2 separate regions of the Homo sapiens genome follow, and region 1 is linked to region 2. Evidence: chromatin contacts called from ENCODE Hi-C data. All regions are on one chromosome and are shown on one strand. Each heading gives the region's core, a stretch centred on a gene start or an enhancer-like site at or near the end of the contact. The rest is flanking DNA. Distances are from core to core; before and after follow the strand shown.

Evidence for each region. Hi-C counts contacts between places; a loop is a spot of excess contacts on that map.
Region 1: a map of GM11168 shows a loop between it and region 2 (614-fold over the local background). The contact joins two enhancer-like sites. A Hi-C loop is called at or near these places in 2 of 168 maps with a recorded cell type or tissue (GM11168 and K562).

What each region holds. Positions count from the first base shown.
Region 1 is chr7:74,198,531-74,202,236 of GRCh38, forward strand. No RefSeq gene overlaps it. Among named protein-coding and RNA genes, the nearest start is that of MIR590, 9.2 kb to the left of the region's middle. Within about 2 kb of position 1,266, at least 3 of the 41 ENCODE cell types and tissues checked have a DNase peak (open chromatin) inside an H3K27ac peak, as active enhancers do.
Region 2 is chr7:27,457,895-27,461,848 of GRCh38, forward strand. It overlaps the pseudogene EIF4HP1 and the pseudogene PSMC1P2. Among named protein-coding and RNA genes, the nearest start is that of TSL, 160 kb to the right of the region's middle. Within about 2 kb of position 1,702, at least 3 of the 41 ENCODE cell types and tissues checked have a DNase peak (open chromatin) inside an H3K27ac peak, as active enhancers do.

The DNA.
Region 1 (3,706 bases), core at 16-2,515, about 47 Mb after region 2:
TTTTCACCGTGTTGCCCAGGCTGATCTCGAACTCCTGACCTCAGGTAATCCACCTGCCTCTGCCTCCCAAAGTGCTGGGATTACAGGCATGAGCCACTGCGCCTGGCTGGATGTTTTAAGATTTTATTTTATTTTGTATTTATTTTTCTTTGAGACAGAGTCATGCTCTGCCACCCAGGGTGGAGTGCAATGGTGTAATCTCAGCTCACTGCAACCTCCGCCTCTTGGGTTCCAGCGATCCTCCCACCTCAGCCTCCCTAGTAGCAGGGATTATAGGCACATGCCACCACGCCCAGCTAATTTTTGTGTTTTTAGTAGAGATGGGGTTTCACCATGTTGGGCAGGCTGGTCTCAAACTCCTGACCTCAGGTGGATCCACCCACCTTGGCCTCCAAAGGGCTGGGATTACAGGCGTGAGCCACTGCACCTGGCCTATTTCAATTTTTGTAGAGGTTTCACCATGTTGCCCAGACTCTTCTCAAACTCCTAAGCTCAAGAGATCTTCCCACCTTGGCCTCCGAAAGTGCTAGGATTACAAGCATGAGCTACCACGCCAGGCCAATGCTGAGATGTTTTAAGTCACTTTCTCATTTGTGAGGTTGACAGACTCATGAACACTTCCAGTCTTAAGGGTTTTCCTAGACTGGGCTCGGTGGCTCACGCTTGTAATCCCAGCACTTTGGGAGGCTGAGGTGGGCCGATCACGAGGTCAGGAGATCAAGACCATCCTGGCCAACATGGTGAAACTCCATCTCTACTAAAAATACAAAAATTATCCTGGCGTGGTGGCACACGCACCTGTAGTCTCAGCTACTCGGGAGGCTGAGGCAGGAGAATCGCGTGAACCCGAGGGGGAGCTTGCAGTGAGCCGAGATCGCGCCACTGCACTCCAGCCTGGGCGACAGAGCAAGACTCAGTCTAAAAAAAAAAAACAAGTCTTCCCTTTGCATGTTTTGGTCATGAAAGAAAAATAATGAATACTATGTACTTAAAATTATAACCTACTGTTCCCCATCTGTAAACACCCTGTAACTCTGTAAAATACTGAATATACAAATCAAAGCACACTATTTCACTGCGGCAGGTTCTTCGGTACTCGGTTTGGACACTGCAGATAACCTATATCCTGTTCTTTCCTTCACCGTGGGAGACGAGGTAAGCGGCTGAGCTTGTCCTTCTAAACGAGATTGGGATGGCGGGGGTGTCAGAGGAGGGTTTCAGGTAGCCCAGAAATTCTTTAAATTGCACCTAGATTCCTTGGAATCGGTAGAAGTCTTTCTCATGCATTATACTCTGAAGTTAAGAATATGCTCACCAGAGGCTTGGCGAGGTGACTCATGCCTATAATCCCAGCGCTTTGGGAGGCTGAGGCGGATGGATCACTTAAGGTCAGCAGTTTGAGACCAGCCTGGCCAACATGACAAAACCCCATCTCTGCTAAAAACACAAAAATTAGCCGGGCATGGTGGCTCACAGTTCCAGCTACTAGGGAGGCTGAGGCAGGAGAATCACTTGAACCCAGGAGGTGGAGGTTGCGGTAAGCTGAGATTCCACCACTACACCCCAGCCTGAGTGAGATTCCGTCTCCAAAAAAAAAAAACGATAGCTTTAGTCAGCTTTAAGGAATGTATGAGGCTAGGTACCGTGGTCACGCCTGTAATCCCAGCACTTTGGGAGGCCAAGGTGGGGAGATGGCTTGAGGTCAGGAGTTTAAGACCAGCCTGGGCCTAGCATAAAATTTTTTTTAAAAAACGGTGATAAAATATATACAATATAACAGGCCTGGGTGTGGTGGCTCACCCCTGTAATCCCAGTACTTTGGGAGGCCGAGGCAGGCAGATCACCTGAGGTCAGGAGTTTGAGACCAGCCTGGCCAACATGGCGAAACTCTGTCTCAACTAAAAATACAAAAATTAGCCAGGTGTGGTGGCTCCTGCCTGTCATCCCAGCTACTCGGGAGGCTGAAGCAGGAGAATCGCTTGAACCCAGGAGGTGGAGGATGCAGTGAGCCAAGATTGCACCACTGTACTCCAGCCTGGGCAACAAGAGTGAGACTCTGTCTCAAAAAATAATAATAAAAATAAAAAAATTTTAAATTTAAACATTAAAATTTAAAAATTTTTGTGGGGCCAGGCACGGTGGCTCATGCCTGTCACAGCACTTTGCCAAGGTGAGTGGATCACTTGAGGTCAGGAGTTTGAGACCAGCCTTCCCAACGTGGTGAAACCTCATCTCTACTAAAAATACAAAAATTAGCTGGGCGTGGTGGCAGGCGCCTGTAGCGCCTGTAATCCCAGCTACTCAGGAGGCTGAGGCAGGGGAATCGCTTGAACCTGGGAAGTGGAGGTTGTGGTGAAATGAGATCGTGCCATAGCACTCCAGAGCTGACACTGTCTAAAAAAAAAATTGTGTGTGTGTGTGTGTGTGCATAGTAGATGTATATATTTATGGGCTACATGTAATGTTTTGATACAGGCATGTAATATGAAATAAGCTCATTATGGAGAACGGGCATCCATCCCCCCAGGCATTTATCCTTTGAGTTACAAACAATCCGATTACATTAAGTTATTTTTAAAATATACAATTAAGATATGATTGACTATAGTCACCCTGTTGTGCTATGAAATAGTAGGTCTTATTCACTTATTCATTCTTTTTTTTTTTTTTTTTTTTTTTTTTTTTTTTTTTTTTGAGACAGAGTTTCGATCTTGTTGCCCAGGCTGGAGTGCAGTGGCGCCATCTCAGGTCACTGCAGTCTCCACCTCCCGAGTTCAAATGATTCTCCTGCCTCAGCCTCGTGAGTAGCTGGGACTACAGGTGCGTGCCATCACACCAGGCTAATTTTTTGTGTGTTTTTAGTAGAGATGGGGTTTCGCCATGTTGGCCAGGCTGGTCTCAAACTCCTGACCTCAGGTGATCCACCCGCCTCCCCCTCCCAAAGTGCCGGGATTGTAGACGTGAGCCACCACCAGCCCATTCTACTTTTTTTTTTTTTTTTTTTTTTTGAGACAGAGTTTGGATCTTGTTGCCCAGGCAGGAGTGCAGTGGCGCCATCTCGGCTCACCACAACCTCCACCTTCCGGGTACAAGCGATTCTCCTGCCTCAGTCTCCCGAGTAGCTGGGACTACAGGCGCGCGCCACCATGCCCGGCTAATTTTGGTATTTTTAGTAGAGACAGGGTTTCACTATGTTGGCCAGGCTGATCTCAAACTCCTGACCTCGTGATCCACCCACCTCAGCCGCCCAAAGTGCTGGGATTACAGGCTTGAGCCACCGCACCCGGCCGGCTCTACTTTTTTTTGTACCCATTAACTATCCCCACCTCCCCCCACAAGCCTCTACTACCAGCCTCCGGTAACCATCCTTCTAGTCTCTTTTTTTTTTTTTTTTTTGAGACGGAGTCTCGCTCTGTCGCCCAGGCCGGATTGCGGACTGCAGTGGCGCAATCTCGGCTCACTGCAAGCTCCGCTTCCCGGGTTCACGCCATTCTCCTGCCTCAGCCTCCCGAGTAGCTGGGACTACAGGCGCCCGCCACCGCGCCCGGCTAATTTTTTGTATTTTTAGTAGAGACGGGGTTTCACCTTGTTAGCCAGGATGGTCTCGATCTCCTGACCTCATGATCCTCCCGCCTCGGCCTCCCAAAGTGCTGGGATTACAGGCGTGAGCCACCGCGCCCGGCCCCTCCTAGTCTCTTAAGTCCAT
Region 2 (3,954 bases), core at 452-2,951:
GGAGCAGGAGAAAAAGGACAGAAGGAAAATGGGGAAGCAGCGGAAGAAAGAAAAAAACGCACAAACAGGCACTAGATAGATACAGCAAAGCCCAGAATGTACTAAAAACCACTTGTTAACAGCTGACATGCACTCACAAGCTGTGTTTCCGCTGTGAGGAGGCCAATGGCAGGCGCAGGAGTGGCGGCTGCAGGACGGCTGCCCGGGGACTCACCAGGCTGTGGTCCTGCTCTAACCCCCCACGCCCCATTCCCTCCCAACCGCAGGCTCATTTTTGCTCCTTTTGAACAACTTCCTCTCTAGGCCTGGCACCCCCGAAGATAGCAGAGTTGGGATTGGCTACTTGATTGAGGGGCGTCGCGACTGTTCGAGGTTTAAGCTGGAGTCGTGGTCTCTGTGCGCTTTCCTCTTCTGTGGGTTCTCTGAAATCCATGTTGGATCCACCGAGGGGAGGGCCATCTCCGAAGCGGCTGCCCATGGGGGGGCCTGTTCGCCGGTCGCCTGGGCGACTACCTCCCCTGCCCCCTAAGAAGTCATCCCTGAAGCCTCTGTCATCTGGTCCACCTTTTCTGAATCCAAAGCCACCTTTATCTTGTTTTCTGCCTTCTGCAATGTCCACACGAAGTGACCGATCGCCCAACAGTGCACCATCGTATGTCAAGGCTTCCTTAAGGGAATCCACTTCATCGAATTCTACATAGCAGAATCCTTTAAATTTATCTGTGTCTTTGTCTCTGACTAGCCGTACACTCCTTATGCTGAGATCCTTAAAGATAGCATCTATGTCGCCCCGAACCGTATTGAAAGGTAGATTTCCTACGTATGCTGTGTAGGGGGGCTCTGTGGGCAACTCCTTCTGGCTACGGGAACCATGGCCACCAGCACTGCCGCGGGACCCTCTGCCGCTGCCGAAGCTGCTGTAGGCCTGATCGTCGTAGGTGTCGAAGTCCGCCATTTGCCGTCTCCGCTCCGAGAGGAACCCCTTTTTATTTTTTAATAAAGCAAAAGGCAGTTGTCCCTTGTGGTTTGTAGCAAGAGTTCATTATCAGAGGAATGCTTGGCTTTTAAATGGTGTTAACACTGAAATCCTCTTCTCTTCTCTTTTCCTAGTTAGGATTTCCTCATCTTGATCCTCTCTCCTCACATATTGATCACACATTGCATGCTTCAAAGTGTTCACTGAATCATTCTACTTTTTCCAAGAGAATAGCTAACTCTTGACATGCTGCAGGTTTCCAATTACACTTCCTTTGCCTTAAAAAATGTCTTGAAAGAGTAAATCTGTCCATAAAGAAACCACTCGGACCAAAAAGCCTTTGTACACATTCTCCCAAATGGAGCTGGACTGTAAGCAGGGAAGATGTAGCAATAGCATCCACACACTGTCTGGGGTTCCTGGACCCATTTATCAACTGGTCCCATTTGAATGGAAACAAAGCCTCCACCCGTCACTCCCTCTCACTTGACTTGCACTTTCTGAGGTCTCAGCCACATGCATCTGAAGCTGTCTGGGGATTATCCATTCTACAAATGGTTTCAGATCTGGTCATTTTACTCTGTTGTTCTTGTATTCCTTCTGTTTGACAATCTGTAGCTTTTAATTTGGGGGACAGAGTAATAGCTCTTAAGCAGATGGTTGTCATTGGTCCCCAGGGGTGTACTTGGGGAGGAAGATTGGATGGGACTCTCACCAAGGTTCTAGGATTCTGTGACTCACTCGGCTTGATTCCAGGCCAGAAGTGAGGTTGCTGATTGCTTCTAACCTGTTCTTCGGCAAGTAGTAAATGTCAATTGATCTTTCTTCATGTGGTGGGGATGATATCCATATAAGAGAACATGAAAAACTGTACATGTTAAAATGCATTCACAGCAGCCAAACCCATGCGTGCTTAGAATTAAGTTGTTGCATCCAGTCCATTTGTCATTCTTTTTATGTCCAAGTTTTAGTAACAGAATGTTTTCAAATAGTTTACATTTCTCTTGGGACATCTTCCCTAACCAAATGTCATACTAGTGTTAGGCTGGCGTTATTTGGATTGCTCAATTCTTATTGTTTCCAACAACATTTAGGCCATTTCTGCAAGCAGAATTCTGCATTGAAGATAATGGGCTTTTTCATGCATGTCCATAAGGAGAAAAATTATTAGATCAGTGGGAATTTTAGAGTACATTATTGAATTCTTGGACATTAAAAACTTCAGTTACTTGGAACACACACATGACAGAAACAAACTGCAACTGACACTCAAAAGCACATCTGATGAAAATATTAAGGTTGATGTTTTTCTTAATATTATCTTATGTAATATCTAGTGTTCTCTAAGGAAATTATATTTATTAGGCCTTTCTTTTTTCTTCTAAACTCTTTTACTGTACTCCAAAATATCTTTATTTTCTGGTTATGAAGTAGTAGATCTTCACTGTAGAAAATTTGAAAACATATGGAAAAGTATAAAGACAATTTTTAAAGTACCTATGATTCTTCAATCTTGGGGTCTTATTTATTTATTTAGAGACACAATCTTGCTCTGTTGCCCAGGCTGGAGTGCAGTGGCGCGCTCTCAGCTCACTGCAACCTCTGCCTCCCAGGTTCAAGCAATTCTCCAGGCTCAGCCTCCCAGGTAGCTGGGATTACAGATGCATGCCACCACGCCCAGCTAATTTTTGTGTTTTTAGTAGAGACTGGGTTTCACCATGTTGGCCAGGCTGGTCTTGAACTCCTGACCTCGTGATCCGCCCACCTCGGCCTCCCAAAGTGCTGGGATTACAGGCATGAGCCACCGCGCCTAGCCAGGGTCTTTATTTTTAAAAAGATAGTCAACAGTGAACATTATTTGAAATCTTATTAAATGTTAAATACTTTTTTCTGAATTAAAGATTTCCTGATTTAAACCCTGATTCATTCTTCTGCTAAGGATCTTGCTCTAGTGTCAAAGCTCCCTGATGCCACACTTCAAATGAAGCTTAGTTCTAGAATGACTCCTTTTTTAGATAAGTGGACAATAAGTTATGGGCAAAGGTTTAGCCTGGTTCATCTCACTGGGGTCTTGGTGAAACCACTATTTCCTTTTTAATGTAATATTCTGTGAATAAAATCAAGATTAGAACAATGCTTGCAATTAAAGGGATTACTCAGTACTAATAAGATAATTAGAAAATGAAGTATCAGCCCCAGCTGCAAGGAAGTATGGGGATGTGAGTATTTTGAGTAGGACACATTGCTGCTCTAGGTAAAATGATGTTTCTGAAATGGAAGGTGAAAAGAGAGTAATAACTAGTAGGCTGCTAGCTGTGCCTGCCACAGAGATACTCACAGAGCCACTCAGAACAATTCTGGGACACTAACCTAAGACTTCTAGCCACACATCCCATGAGTTTTGAGCTACAGAGAAGTTATTATGCCCACCTTTCCAGATAAGCCTGAAACCAAGTCAATAAGACAGTTCTGTTTTAGAATTGTTCAACACAGGTAGTGAAAGATAAAGTAATAGCTTCACAGAGCACATGGAATTTTACTGAACCAAATCACGTGGATGTATTTCTGGCTGAATTTACCTTCTATCTTCAGTAGGCTTTTAAAAGCCAAGTCTCTGGAAGCAAATTCTTTCCAGATACAACTATCCTAAGATAGTTGCATCCATGTCAAGAAATGTTTGTTCTGTGACGGGTGCGATGGCTCACACCTGTAATCCCAGCACTTTGGCAAAAGGATCGCTTGAGCCCAGGAGTTCAAAACTAGCCCAGGCAACGTAGCAAGACCTCATCTGTACAAAAAAAAATTTAAAAACTAGGCAGCTTGAGTGGCCAAGGCAAGATGGGTCAAAGTCAAGAGTGGTGGTCATGGTCTTGGAGCTGGAAAGAAGGATGATAGGACAAGAAAAAGAAATATGAACCTCCTATACCAGCTAGAGTGAGGAAGAAGAAGAAAACAAAGGGACCAGATGCTGCCAGCAA